2 separate regions of the Homo sapiens genome follow, and region 2 is linked to region 1. A link is a loop called in an ENCODE intact Hi-C map of the cell type or tissue named here. Cell type or tissue: Calu3. All regions are shown on one strand.

The links. Peaks named below come from ENCODE experiments on the same cell type or tissue, not always from the same donor. Only the 100,000 strongest peaks of a DNase experiment are listed, where the experiment ranks them.
Region 2: it touches region 1 in a loop (2.6-fold over the local background); 4 of 110 quality-filtered maps call a loop at or near these places.

The regions. Positions count from the first base shown.
Region 1 is chr5:165,613,737-165,621,736 of GRCh38, reverse strand. No RefSeq gene overlaps it. Among named protein-coding and RNA genes, the nearest start is that of LINC01938, 370 kb to the right of the region's middle. In Calu3, no CTCF peak of the experiment used is centred here; a DNase peak (open chromatin) is centred at 4,996.
Region 2 is chr5:165,220,662-165,228,661 of GRCh38, reverse strand. It overlaps LINC01938 (long intergenic non-protein coding RNA 1938), which reads left to right. Exons shown (of 5, transcript NR_183276.1): 5 at 6,642-8,000. Among named protein-coding and RNA genes, the nearest start is that of LINC01938, 19 kb to the left of the region's middle. In Calu3, no CTCF peak of the experiment used is centred here; no DNase peak of the experiment used is centred here.

The DNA of each region.
Region 1 (8,000 bases):
TATGTGAGTTAATACTTAATAAACTCATATATTTATATCTTATTAGTTCTGTACCTCTAGAGAACCATAATACAGAGGAGACTAAGGTGGTCATTTTGGGGTACCTATCTTCTTGCCTCTTTTGCTTGAGATGCAAAGACAGCAGGCTGAAGAGAGGAAAAAAGGAAATAGATGTGTCCAGTGTCACAGAAACCAAGGAATTTTTAACAGTGAGAGATGGAGAGAATCAGTCATGAAACTGACAACTGCTCATTTGAGCCCCAGCTTCCCTTTCCAATCTTTAGTTTCATTAATACTTCCATATCCTTTTCATAAATTATTTTTTTAAGCCAATGATTCTTGGAGCTCAAATATTCTTGAGTTCACTGCTTCCTTTGTCAAAAATTTGCCATACTTTCAGCAGTGTACTAGGTTCTGTGCTGCTATATGGGACATGGAGATAGAAAAGACATGTTTTCTGCCTCAAGTAGATCACTATGTAGTTGGTGGACAAGATAGTAAAGAAACAAGTCATAATGGTATATTCTAAGTGGAAGGAAAGGACCAATACAAGGCCTGAAGGTAGCTTAGAAATGGAGAGATGGACAATTGGCAAAGAGATGTGGAGAGGGAAGTAGTATCTGAGACAGCTGTTGAATGGTCAATACAGGTTTTCTAAGTGGATAAGGAGGCTAAGAGCATTCTTGGTAGAAGGAATAGAAGATATATACAAACAAAAAGGCCTCAGAAGATAGCATGTGTATTTGAAAAAAACAATACATTTCCTGGCCTTGGTGCACATAAAATGTCACTCAGTGGAAAAAAGCAAAGAAGGGAAGAAGGGTCAGATCCCATCCCATTATAAAAAGCTTGGACTCAGGTTGTATTTTAATAGATAATTTATGAACAGATGGATAAATGTACACTCTTTGTTAAGAAAAGTTCCCCCGAATGATAGCGTCTCAAATAATAACCTCAGGCCAGTGAAAGAGGCTGATGAATAAGAATGGCTTCAGAAATCTTTAAATAACCAGATGCTTCTCAAGACATTCTGTAGATTGTTAGAACTCCATGGCTTGCACCATCTGGCTGTGCGTCACTTCTAGTACACATGAATTTGGCAAGGATATGTCCTCTCTTCTCTTGGCTTATGGTCAGCCTAAGAATGCCCATTTATCTTTGCTTTTGACTCAACCTCAATAGGCCTCTGGAAAAGGGAGAGATTCTGCATGTGGGGAGTAATCTGGTTTGGCTGGAGAGACTGAATCCATCTGTCCATGACAAACACTTTCCCAGTTCTCTCATAGAACATTGATTATGCCAAGAAAATTGAGAAATCTTTTAAGAGGAAGTTATTGTAGAAAGAGCTATAGATCATAGAACATGTAGAGATGATTAATGCTTTGTATTATTATAGCCTGGGCAATAAAGTGAGACTCCGTTTCTACAAAAAATAAATATGTAAAGTAGCCAGGTGTATTGGCACATGCCTATAGTCCCAGCTACTGGGGAGGCTGAGGGAGGAGGATCACTTGAGCCTGGGAGGTAGAGGCTGCAGTAAGTCATGATCAAGCCGATACACTACAGCCTGGGTAACAGAACGAGACCCTGTCTCAAAAATTAATAATAAAAATTTGTGTTATTATTACAAATTATAATAATGACTAACTTGCTATTGAGCACTTATTAGGTATCAGGTAACATGCTAAAAGCTCTATGTCCATTTTTAAATTTTATCTTTTCAAAAATTCTACGAGGGCTATGCAATTATTGAGCATATTCTACAGATGAGAAATATAAGGACCAAAAATGTTAAGTAACTAAACTGAGTTTGTACAACCAAGAAGTGTTAGGAACTATACACATATTCTCTCTAATTTTCACAATATTAAATTTCTTAATATATCAATTATTATTTTACTAGTGTGAAAAACTAGACTCTAACTACTAAGTAATAGCTATCATTTACTAAAAGATCTCTTTGATGTTTTATGTCCACTAGTTTATTTAATTATCACAAATACACTATGAAATTGAAATTGATACTATTGTTGTTTCCACAGACTAAAAATAGAAACCGAAGAACCTGCCAATAATAATTAGCACTTCAAATAGGCAAAATAATGCTCCCCTACCCAAAAATCTTCACATTCTAATTCCCAGAACATGTGAATATATTAGGATACCTGGCAAAGAAGAATTACAGTTGCAGATGAAATTAGGGTTGCTAATCAGGTAACTTTTTTTTTTTTTTTTTTTTTTCAAGATGCAGTCTTGCTATGTCACCCAGGCTGGAGTGCAGTGGCACGATCTCAGCTCACTGCAACTTCTGTCTCCTGGGTTCAAGTGATTGTCCTCTCCCAGTCTCCCAAGCAGCTGGGATTATAGGCATGTGCCATCATGCCTGGCTAAATTTTTTTTTTTGTATTTTTAGTAGAGACAGGGTTTCGCCATATTGGCCAGGCTGGTCTCAAACTCCTGACCTCAGGTGATCCTCCCGCCTTGGCCTCCGAAGGCGCTGGGATAACAGGCGTGAGCCACCATGCCCAGTAACTTTCAAGGAGCTAGACTAGCCTGAATTATCGAGATGTGTCTAATGTAATCCTGAGTGTTCTTAAAATGGAAAGAGAACTCTTAACAAGAGAACTGAAGAGCTCCTCTCATGAGCAGGACTCGGTCTTAAACTGTTCAACTTGAAGATGGAAGAAGAAGGCCATGAGAAAATGAAGATGGGTGGTTTATAGAAGCTGGAGAAGGCAAAACATGAATTCTTCCCTAAAGCCCCCCAGAAGGAAAGCACTGTGCCAAAACCTCGATCTCACCCTGTAAGATCCACATCAAACTCCTGCTCTTAAGAACTGTAAGATAATAAATATTATGGTGTTTTAGGCCAAAAATTTGTGGCAAATTCTCACAGCTAGCATATAAAACTAATACAGCACTTCCAACCATTTTGTCATTTAGTTTTTATATCAGCTGACAAAGTTAACAGTATTATTGGCCAGACACCATGGCTCACACCTGTAATCCCAGCAATTTGGGAGTCCGAGGTGTGTGCATCACTTGAGGCTGGGAGTTTGAGACCAGACTGGCTAGCAAGGTGAAACTCCATCTCTATTAAAAAATATAGAAGTTAACCGGGCATGGAGGTGCATGTCTGTAGTCTCAGCTATTTTGGAGGCTGAGGTGGGAGGATTGCTTGAGCCCTGGAGACGGAGATTGCCATGAGCCAAGATCGCACCACTGCACTTCAGCCTGGGCAACAGAGGGAGACTCTGTCTCAAAAAAAGAAAAAAAAACAAAAAGTTAACATTATTATTTTCATTTCACAATACAGCAATTGAGACTTGGATTTTTTAGTTAACTTTTCCAGAGACATTTACCTAGTAAACAGGAAACTGCTCTCTCTGATTCTGAAACTTCTGGGCACAAATCACATTTTGGGTGACCCAACAGTTCTATCAAGTTTCTAGGAGACCTTTTGGTTGATTTGTAATTCGGTGTTTCAAAGCAATAAATAATTCTCTAAATTCTTTAACTTTGCTCCCAACCATCTGTCACATTAAACTGTAGAACTGTTGCTGTTCCTCAGAGATATGCTAAGAGTAGGAAGGATTTAAAGATAAATGCCTATTAGATTACATCTTATCCTTTCCCCAAACCTCAACATTTTAGTAAAAAGTGTGGCATACTCCAATGCTGCCTACAAGAAATAAGGGATTAGAGGAAATTCCTCCAGAAGCCCACTCTGCTATAATGCCCCAAATTGTCTCCTCATGGCCAAGTGAATATCCAGGCCTTCCTAAATATCTAACTTATTCCACCTCTGAGTTATTACCTTAACAGTTGAGTCTCTACCACAAAGTGTTTAGTTTTGTACGTTGCAGAATAATTTAGGGGTGTGGAGAATAATAGGCCCAGAAAAGCAAACAACTAGCTTTTCTAGTATTCATTATTCAGATTTTTTTAAAAGCTACAAGATTATCTTCGGGGCATCTTTTTCCCTACAGAATATCAGACTTAGGATCCTTGTAAGACTGAGGAAGTGAATAAAAGTCTCCATTCACATGACTCATCTACCCTTGAGTAGAAAAAGGCCAAACATTGCTCCCTTTAGAAAGCAGTGTGTATATTTATTCTTCTATTGAACTGTACCCCCACTCATCCATCCATCATTCCATCCATTAAATGCATATTTTCTAAACCAACTTATGCAAGCCATTTCATTTTAACTTTGGAAATACAGATACAGAATATAAAATGCATGACAAAATTGTTGGAATATATAAGCTAACATTTGCCACAGTGCATTAGAAAATTGTTAGAAAACACAGAATAAATTTTGCTAAATATGGTAGTTGTTACATGTAGAATCAGTAAGGTATCCAATGGTAACTTAGAGAATAAAGTTTCCTTTGAATATAAAATCACAATAGCAGTGCATATAGAATCAGAATGCAAATAGTCACTTTACAGGAGTTGAACAAAAGCTCTCTGAATCGAATAAGAACAAAATTAATTACCATAAAAATGCCCTAGCTGTAGTTCTGAGTGAGATGGAGTAAGCACACTCCATCTTCTTTCTTCCACTGAGTACAGCAATAAATTTGGACAAGATGCATGGAGCAGATATTTGAGGTCTTAGAAAAGTAAATAGAAGCAGGCAAATTTGGAGTAGGAGGCCAGAATTCAAGATACCACTGAACTGGCAGTGAGGTTAGCATTTTTTGTCCTCAAGTGCCCTCTTGGTTAAATTCAATTCACTAGAATTGGGTACTAGGGAACAGATATAGGAAGCTCCAGGAAAAACCTTCTAGTTCTATCTTAGAGAGTGAGAAAGTGAGCATTTAATTCTCATAGGGAATGTGATAATTCATCGATTTTTTTGGTTTCTTTTCTCTGTTCTCCTTTGCCCCAGGATCCAAGCAATACCATAGTGGTAGCAGCACTCAGCAGTAACAGAAGCTTGCAGCAGCCAAACTCCTGAGGGTAAGGAATCTTCTTACCCAGTTGGTGGAGCTGTGGCTCCAAGAGGGTGGGGCAATCATTTCCTAACAGGGAACAGTAATTTAAATTACTGCAGATTACTCATCAGAAACCATAGAAGCCCCACATGAAGAAAGTGGCACATTTTCTAAATAATGGAAAGGTCCCTTATTTCAAAATGCTATACTCAGTGACAATATCCTTAAGAAATGAAAGTGAAATAAAGTTATTCTAAGATAAAGAAAAATTTAGAGTTCTAGCCAACAGACCTCCTATAAAGGATTTCCAGAGGAATTTTATCAGACAGAAAGGAAATAATACTAGAAGAAATTTTTGAAAACAGGAATGAAGGAACAGCAACCAAGATGATAAATATGTCAGTAAATACAACACACTAATTTTCTCATCTTGATTTCTTTAGACTATGTTTGACAATTTAAATTTAAATCATTGCATGTAGATGTAACATATAAGATGTATGTAGATGTAACATATAAGAAAACTGTAAGATAAAGATGATAGAGTAAAGGACCTACATGGTAGTAAGATTTTTATATTCCAGTTGAAGTGGTAAAATATTGACTAAGTAGATTGCAAAAAGTCAAGTAGGTATGTTACTGCCTCTAGAGAAAAAAAAAACAAAGAAAACTATATGCACATTATACTTTTAAATACTTTTAAATACAATATACAGATTAAAATGGAACCATATAATTTTGAAAAAACCTACAAGAAAATAAAAAAGGGAAAACAGAGGAACAAAAATCAGAGCAAATAAACAAAAAGCAGATAATGTGATAGTAGAACTAAATTAAAACTTAATAATCACAAATGTGAAAAAAAAGGAACACTTTTACACTGCTGGTGGGAGCGTAAATTAGTTCAACCATTGTGGAAGACAGTGTGGCAATTCCTCAAAGACCTAGAGGCAGAAGTACTATTTGGCCCAGCAATCCCATTACTGGGTATCTACCCAAAGGAATATAAATCATTCTATTATAAAGATACATACATGAGTATGTTCATTGCAGCACTATTAACAATAGCAAAGATATGGAATCAATCTAAATGCCCATCAATGATAGACTGAATAAAGAAAATGTGGTACATATACACCATGGAATAATATGCAGCCATAAAAAAAAAGATCGTGTATTTTGCAGGGGCATAGATGGAGTTGGAGTTGGGAGAAGGGAGAGCATCAGGAAAAACAACTAATGGATGCTGGGCTTAATAACCTAGGTGATGATAGAAGATGGCCAAATAGGAACAGCTCTGGTCTGCAGCTCCCAGCGTGATCGAAGCAGAAGACAAGTGATTTCTGCATTTCCAACTGAGGTACGTGGTCCATCTCATTGGGACTGGTTGGACAGTGTGTGCAGCCCACGGAGGGCGAGCCGAAGCGAGGCCAGGCATTGCCTTACCCGGGAAGCACAAGGGGTCAAAACCCTCAAAATAAGAGCTATTTATGACAAACCCACAGCCAATATCATACTGAATGGGCAAAAACTGGAAGCATTCCCTTTGAAAACTGGCACAATACAGGGATGCCCTCTCTCACCACTCCTATTCAACATAGTGTTGGAAGTTCTGGCCAGGGCAATCAGGCAAGAGAATGAAATAAAGGGTATTCAAATCGGAAAAGAGGAAGTCAAATTGTCCCTGTTTGCAGATGACACAATTGTATATTTAGAAAACCCCATCGTCTCAGCCCAAAATCTCCTTAAGCTGATAAGCAACTTCAGCAAAGTCTCAGGACACAAAATCAATATGCGAAAATCACAAGCATTCCTATACACCAATAATAGACAAACAGAGAGCCAAATCATGAGTGAACTCCCATTCACAATTGCTACAAAGGGAATAAAATACCTAGGAATACAACTTACAAGGGATGTGAAGGACCTCTTCAAGGAGAACTATAAACTACTGCTCAATGAAATAAAAGAGGACACAAAGAAATGGAAGAATATTCCATACTCATGGATAGGAAGAATCAATATCGTGAAAATGGCCATACTGCCCAAGGTAATTTATAGATTCAATGCCATCCCCATCAAGCTACCAATGATTTTCTTCACAGAATTGGAAAAAACTACTTTAAAGTTCATATGGAACCAAAAGAGAGCCCACATTGCCAAGTCAATCCTAAGCCAAAAGAACAAAGCTGGAGGCATCACACTAGCTGACTTCAAATTATACTACAAGGCTACAGTAACCAAAACAGCATGGTACTGGTACCAAAACAGAGATATAGACCAATGGAACAGAACAGAGGCCACAGAAATAACACCACACATCTACAACCATCTGATCTTTGACAAACCTGACAAAAACAAGAAATGGGGAAAGGATTCCATATTTAATAAATGGTGCTGGGAGAACTGGCTAGCTATATGTAGAAAGCTGAAACTGGATCCCTTCCTTACATGTTATACAAAAATTAATTCAAGATGGATTAAAGACTTAAATGTTATACCTAAACCCATAAAAAACCCTAGAAGAAAACCTAGGCAATACCATTCAGGACATAGGCATGGGCAAGGACTTCACGACTAAAACACCGACAGCAATGGCAACAAAAGCCAAAATTAATAAATGGGATCTAATTAAACTAAAGAGCTTCTGCACAGCAAAAGAAACTACCATCACAGTGAACAGGCAACCTACAGAATGGGAGAAAATGTTTGCAATCTACCCATCTGGCAAAGGGCTAATATCCAGAATCTACAAAGAACTTAAACAAACTTACAAGAAACAAACAACCCCATCAAAAAGTGGGCAAAGGATATGAACAGACACTTCTGAAAAGAAGACATTTATGCAGCCAACAGACACATGAAAAAATGCTCATCATCACTGGTCATCAGAGAAATGCAAATCAAAACCACAATGAGAGACCATTTCACATTAGTTAGAATGGCGATCATTAAAAAGTCAGGAAACAACAGATGGTGGAGAGGATATGGAGAAATAGGAACGCTTTTACACTGTTGGTGGGAGCATAAACTAGTTCAACCATTGTGGAAGACAGT
Region 2 (8,000 bases), 390 kb after region 1:
AATTTACCATCACCTTCCATGCAAATGCAAAGCACAGAAGAGATTCTGATTTATATTTCTATTATCTGAAATTAGGATTTCATTTCTGGCTTTTCAAACTTTCAAGGAACCACTATTTATCAAGGCAGAGTCATGGGGTTTCTTAAGCAGCTGTGTGGCTTTGAAACCGTATGAAGTCCAGCTGTGACTGCAGATCTAAGTGTTTTAGAATGAGAAAACTTTCTGAAGACCATTTCTACTACCTATCCTTGAATTCAGCAATTGGGTGAAACATTGGAGATGATGACTCAGCTTATTGCATTCATGCTTTGCAGGCAAAACTGATCTCTTTGAAAAATCATATAGGCTATAAGTGCCAGGTCTAATGATCATTTATAAATCAAACTTAGGAAGCCCTCTTTATTCATGGACATGAGATTAGATATTGTTATATTTATCACTTCCTTCTTCCACCTATCAGGGTAAACCTTGATACTATGAGAAAGGAAGATGAGCTCTGTGAGCTTATTGCTTTGATTCATGTATATAAATCCTTGTGAGGCTACAGAAAGGGATGGTAGTATGACGTTGGATAAGTAAGTATTACTACCTGCACTCCTCCAAGTACAAGCCATTTTTTCAGCAATGTTTCATTGGGGGAGGGTAAGCAATATGTCTGAAGTCAATTTGTCAAATGATCAATTCTCAGAAAGTGTAAGTATTCAAGCTAAAGAAAAATAATCTATGTTTAAGGGAAAGCTCATTCATTTATATAAAATGTCCAGAAATGAGGAAGTGCTAGGTGTTTAAAATTAAGTCATTCCATAAATTCAGTATCTGGAAAGTTGATTTTCCCTGAATTGGCTTTTATTTATTTAATTAATTTATTTATTTTCAGATGGAGTCTTGTTCTTTTGTCCAGCCTGGAGTACAGTGGCATGATCTCGGCTCACTGAGAACGCCACCTACTGGGTTCAACTTATTCTCATGCCTCAGAGTCCTGAGTAGCTGGGATTACAAGCTTGCACCACCAGGCATGGCTAATTTTCATATTTTTATCAGAGATGAGGTTTCACCATGTTGGCCAAGCTGGTCTCGAACTTCTGGCCTCAAGTGATCTGCCTGTCTCAGCCTCCCAAAGTGATGGGATTACAGGCATGAGCCACTGCGTGCCACCTGAATTGGCTTTTAAAGTATTGCTGGCTGAATATGATGGCATCAAAAACCACTACAGACTTTGAATTACACAATTCTTTTGGTTTGCATACAAAGCACTTCTTACAATAGTGCACATTTCTACAGCAGTGCACATGATACAATCAGATCAACAGCTGGCACTAAATTAGAGGAGAAGGTAGGAAGTCAAATTGAACTGGGTGGGAGGAAAGAGACATTTGCTTCCAGGATTTCCACAGGAGAATTATTGTGAATAATGAAAAAAGGTAGAGAAAAATGAAATGTCTGCATGGGACAAGGTTAAATAATACATAAAGTATAGACTTAGGTATTCATGTGATAATGAATATGTATCAACATGGAAAGATACTTACAATATTTTCTAGAATCTGAGAGCAGAAACTAAATAATTTTTGCTCACCATTGAATCTTGCACAGTGCCAGGTATAAGGGAAAAGAGATCAGACTACTAGAAAAATACAAAATCACAATTTCTATAAAAAAGAGGCTTTTGAAAAATGTCCTAAGGTTTTAACAATGCTAAGTCTTTTTAAAATTGCTTATCTACAATTCCTACGTTATGTCAATGAATGTGTTTTGAATTTAAAAGAAAAAATAAAATTAGACGAATGGAATTCCATTGCTCTGAAATTGTTTTCAAACCTCATATAGTTTGGTATTCTTGAATCTAGACTGCATATGTAACCCCTTTTGCCATGTGGCTAATATATTCCATTGCAATATAAAATAGAGATCTATCATCTATCATGACCTCTCAAACCCTGCTACTGATACCTAAGAAGAAGTATGGTGGGTTTTTTGTTTGTTGTGTTTTTTGTTCTTTTTTGAGACGGAGTCTCACTCTGTCGCCCAGGCTGGAGTGCAGCGGCGTGATCTCGGCCCCCTGCAAGCTCCGCCTCCCGGGTTCACGCCATTCTCCTGCCTTAGTCTGGACGGAGGCGCCTGCCACCATGCCCAGCTGTAGCTCTGCTACCACACCGACTGCAGCTGGGACTACAGGCGCCTGCCACCACACTGGGTAATTTTTTTTTTTTTTTTTTTTAGTTTTTTTTTTTTTATTTTTAGTAGAGACGGGGTTTCACCGTGTTAGCCAGGATGGTCTCGATCTCCTGACACCGTGATCCACCCGCCTCGGCCTCCTAAAGTGTTGGGATTACAGGCGTGAGCCACTGCGCCCGGCCGAGAAGCAGTATGTCTTATATAGCTTTCTGCTTAGGTCTATTGCGAAAGTGTGTATGCCAAGGTGATCCCAATTATATTCTGCTTTTAGGCATATATATTGCTATGCATTGGACATATGGAAAGGCCAATAGAATGCCTGTTGGACATTAGCTGAGTGGTGACTATCACAAGTTTAAAAAAAAATAAAAAAAACCCAAAAGATGTTTTCTATGAGTCCTTTTGGAGAGAAGGTGTAAATAAATATAAGCAGTTTTAGAAAATATTCCTGATTAAAGTTAACAGCCACTTAAAAGCTATCTTTAGCATACAGTCTTTGGAGGTTTATTAATAGTTAAGAATGCTTTCTTATATTGATGCTTTATCCAAATTCATACTTAGCTTCTAAACATGTCTGCGGATTTTCTAGGTAAAACTCAGTTTAATAGAAATGTTCATATGGAATGTTTTCTTTAGTTCCAAAGCATATTCTATCTTATTTTAATGAAATAGTAAAATATTTCCTCTCTTCCATCCCACTGCAATCCACTTCTCTGCACAAAGGGAGAATACTATATATTGCCACCTTTCCACTTATAGTGATTAGTAAAGGAAGGAATTTTGCTTAACAATCAAGTCTAGCTCAATGTACAGGAATGCTTAGTTTCCTCACAAAGGTTCTGCAGAATTTTTGGAAAAATAATATAAGTAGAAGCAACAGATAGATGTCTCTATTAGAAAATGTACCGAAAAATCTTCAGGTCTCAGAGAGTGAAAAAGCAAGAATTGATGATGCCTTGCATAATAACGCAAAGACTTACATCCATTGCCGATAGGAAATTAAGCTTGGAGTGACAAAGTGCGCTCTCCATTTTCAGCCTAAAACAGTTATTTTAGACTAATAAAAATGAACTATGAAAAATAAGCTGAGCATTTGGGGTCTTCATGAATGCCTCTGTGAGTGAAAGAATCAATTCTAGGGCAATACCAATCCTTGAAGGAAGGAAGTGAAGACTTGCATGCTGAAGGATTGAAGGTAAAGGACCAAATTACTCTTCTCATTAGCACTATCTTTTCCCCTAGCTTGTTTTATTTTCTTCATGGTATTCACCACCACAGAAAATAATGTTCTTTGCTTATTTCTTGTTAATTATTTGTTCCTTCTCCCCCTCAGAATGTAAGCTGCAGGAGAACAGAAGTTATGTCTACTTTGATTACTGACACATCTCATCATTCTAAGGGTGCCTGGAACAGGGTAGTTAGTTGCTCGATAAACATTTATTCAAAGGCATGAATGACTGATATTATGAGAAACTGAGGAATGGACAGAGAGCTGAGGTTAAGAGAGCTGAGGTCAGCATCATCGTTCACCTCTTGGAAATATGATAGTGTAGGACTGCCAAACTGTGAGAATTAGCAGGAAGAGTACAGCAGTTGGGAGTAGGAGATATAATGAAGCAGCTGCGGTTTTGGCAGCCTCAGATACAGATGAGAGAAACTACTCTAGAGGAAGATGACTTATGGAAAAGAGAAAATGGATTCTTGATTTACTTTGAGAAGAGATGAGCTGCTCAACTTACCATAAATTCTCATAGGACCTAACTTTTAATTTCTGAGTTCTAAAGAAAGGTTAACCAATCTATATTTCCTGAACTGTGTCTAAGCTATGTTTTCATTGCATGGCAATTGTAGATTGCAAAGTACATCTGTATAATCCTAAGCATTTCTTGGCTTGCAGTCTGGAAAATGTCAGTGGCTTATATCTCATGGGAAATGCCATAAACATTTTAATTAGATGCCATTCTGTCTCACTGTCTTATTTCTGGAGGAACATGGCTCCTGTTACATCCCTCCTCCTGAGAGATCCGGATAGAATGTCAAAAGTATAGGGCCATCCTATCTTGCTCACCACAGGGAATATGTGTGTATGCACATATATTTGTACAGTGTATATGTTTGTGTGTGTGCATTTGTGTGTGCACATTTCCTGATTTAGGCTAATAATTCAGATGTAATGAGGAGTTGAAAGAATGTCATGATTTGTTAGCAAGTAGGAATCCAGGTGGTCCTCAAGTTCTAAACCTTAGACAATAAAAAAGATCCAGAAAGCAGTAAGTCTTTTTTCATTAAGCGGTGTTCTGAATAATAGTTACTCATTAGAGACCAGAAGACTAAATGAAGGATAAGGAATCATCTGTTAATCACACACAGGCAGAGAGGCATCAAAGTGACAAGGCCTGAGAAAGAACAATGTGAACTGTTAAAAGTACCGGAAGATCTTTTTCTGTTTCAAATAACTCAGACATTGAGAAGTAGTGCATCATATTGTACTTTGATTATAAAAGAGACCAAAAACAAATATTGGTTTACAGCTATAAGTAATATAATAAAATCTAAGCACTTTAGGCCAGGCGTGGTGGCTCATGCCTGTAATCCCAGCACTTTGGGAGGCCGAGGCGGGCAGATCACAAGATCAGGAGATCGAGACCATCCTGGCTAACACGGTGAAAACCCATCTCTACTAAAAAATAAAAAATAAAAATTAGCCAGGTGTGGTGGCGGGCGCCTGTAGTCCCAGCTACTCGGGAGCCTGAGGCAGGAGAATGGCGTGAACCCTGGGAGGTGGAGCTTGCAGTGAGCTGAGATGGTGCCACTGCACTCCAGCCTCGGCATCTGAGCAAGACTCTGTCTCAAAAAATAAATAAATAAAATAAAAATAAAATTTAAGAACTTTAGGCTTCTTATGAAATTACCTCCAAGCAACCCATCACCAACAAATGTGAGTCTGATAAGCTTCCAGGAAAATATAGGATGATTTCTGCTTATAGTAACATGGCACTACTGACCCATCATGAGTATTTGTGAGAAATAGAGAAATATATTTGAGTGTTTTATGCATGCTCTTTTATATGTTCTGTTTGTTTGTTTGTTTGTTTAACCTATGCCAAATATATCCAACATAGTTCACCATCAGTAGCACTCACGATAATGGAATAGAATGACTCGAACTGCCTAGTTGACATCTCCAATTGGGTGCATAATTGGTGTATCAAACGTAGCACATCCAAAGGATCAAAAACCCCTCTACATTCAGCTCTAATTCTTGCTTTTTCCCCATCTTTTTCATATCAGTAAATGTCACTGTTGCCTGTCCAGTTGTTGAAGGTAAAAATGTCAGCACCATCCTTATCGCTTTGCTTTCCTCTTTCCCCATATGTAATCCATTGACAAATTATTGTGCCCCACCTTGAAAATGCTTTTTCTCTATGCAACTTGTATTCAATGTTTAAACCACCAACATACATCTTAAATTCCTACGATTCATTCTCCATACAGCAGTACAAGTGATCTTTTTGTAATATACATATTATATCTATGTCCTGATTAAATTCTTTAGAAATTTCTTGTTATTAGAATGAAATCCAAACACCCTCTATTTATGATCTTGCTCCTGTCTATGATCCCCAACTGCACTCCCTTCCTTCAATTTCCATCACTCACTCTTCTCTGGTCACCTTTTTAAATTCTGTTTTTTTTTAGCAGGCCAAAATATGGAGGTTCCTGAACAGGGTCTCTCTCACTTAATGCAAGACTAAGTACAGATATCTGAGGACTGTAAAGAATAAATGGTAGGAGGTAGATTGGAAAAAAAGATGGTAATTCAAGGTATCACTAAACTGGTGGTGAAATTGCCATTTTTCCCCTCTCCTGTATTTCCTGGCCTAGAAACAAAGGCAGCATAAAATTGCAGGCTGGATGAAGGCAGAAAGAGCTCCAGGAGCTTCATGAAATAGGAAACGGGACTTCTCAAACAGAGAGTGGGAGAAATCTTGGTGGCTATTTTTCTTTCTTTTTTCCATTATCTCCTGTACTCTAGCCCTGAGAGAATTCTATAGCTGAAGCATTAATAATGGTAGTTCAACAGACACCTAAAAGTAGGAGAGGGAACATTTCTTTTTCCTTTTTTTTTAATTTTCTTATGTTTATTTTATAGAGATCAGGACTTACTATGTTGCCCAGGCTGGTCTTGAACTCCTTGGCTCAAGCAATCCTCTCAACTGTACTTCCAAAAGTGCTGGGATTACAGGTGTTAGCCACCATGCCCAGCCATGTCTCTGATTATTATTGGAAATAGTGATGCCTACATTTCATAGGATTGAAAAGGGAATTGAAGGAAAAATGCAAATAAAGTGATCTCATGGTTTGAATGTTTGTTCCCTTTGAAATTCATGTTTAAACTTAATCCCCAATGTGACAGTATTGACAGCACCCAGTCTAACTTTTTTTTTTTTTTTTTTTTTTAACAGAAGAGTCATGATCCTAAGAACAGAAGGGAGATCCCTGTTGCTTTGACTTCTTGCTGTCCTCCTGCTATTTGGCTCAAAATGCAAACTCAGTTATGAGAAGTACATAGAAGAACAGGTAAACTAAAGCCTGGGCTTTTTCACCAGAGGATGTGGAAAAGAGGCTTCAGGAAATTGAGAAGTATTATGGAGATTGCAAAAATGAGGGAGCTGAAGAAAGAGTTAGAATGACAGTGAATGTGAGAAGAGAGAGAGATGAATACCACGAAGTTGCGTATGTACTGCTGGACTATACCCTGAACTGAGCATGTAAACATCTGACCACAGATGGTATAATAAGGCTTTGAAAACTAAGCTACAATAAAGACCATCACCCAGGCCAAAAATTGCTACTTGGAAATGCACACACAGACTGATCCAAATAGCATTGAAAACACTTAAAGAAATGGTGCAGACATTGGAGTCACAATCCAAAGAAGGCAGATCAGAGTTTGTTCCATAAGCCTGAATAGGTTGATTGCTTAATATAAGAAGAAAATCAACCTTTTTCTTATGATTTAAGACATAATCAGAGTCTCATAACATATTCTCAAAATGCCCAGGATATAATTTAAAATTATTTGGCATATGAGAAACCAGTGTGATCGTCTCTTAACTCTTAAAGAAAAAGACAATTAAAAATATCACAATCAAAATGACAGGAATGTTGTATTTATCAGATAAAGACATTAAAGAGATATTATAACCATGCTCTAACAGGCAAATGAAAAGACTCATAATGAATAGAAAAATAGAAGGTCTCAGCAAAGAGAAAGAATATATGAAGATGAAAAATGGAAATTTTAGAACTGGACAATGTGACAGTCCAAAGAGAAAATTCACTGGATGGACTAAATAGGATAATGGAGATAACAGAGGAAAAGAGGCAGATGACTTGAATACCGATCATGAGAAATTAACTATTTCAAAGAAGAGAGTAAAAAGAGACTTAAAAATAAAATGAACAGAGCCTCTGAGTCCTGTGAAACAATGTCAAAAAGCCTAATATTGGTGTCATCTGAACCACAGAAGGAGGAAGAAAGTATGAGAAAAAATATCTAAAGAAAAATAGCCAGAAACTTCCTTAATTTGGCGAAAGATAAAATCTTAAAGATGCCTGAGGAGGCTCAGGAAACTCTAAGGAGAAGAAGCTACAAAAAATCTACACTCTAAAACTTCTGAAATTAAAAAACAAAGAAAAAATTTTTGAATGCACCCAGAAACTCAATACAAATGGAGAATTCTGATTTGAATACTGTATATTTTATATAAGGAAACATGGTAGTTAAGGGGAAGTGGAACAACATTTTTTAAGTGATGCAA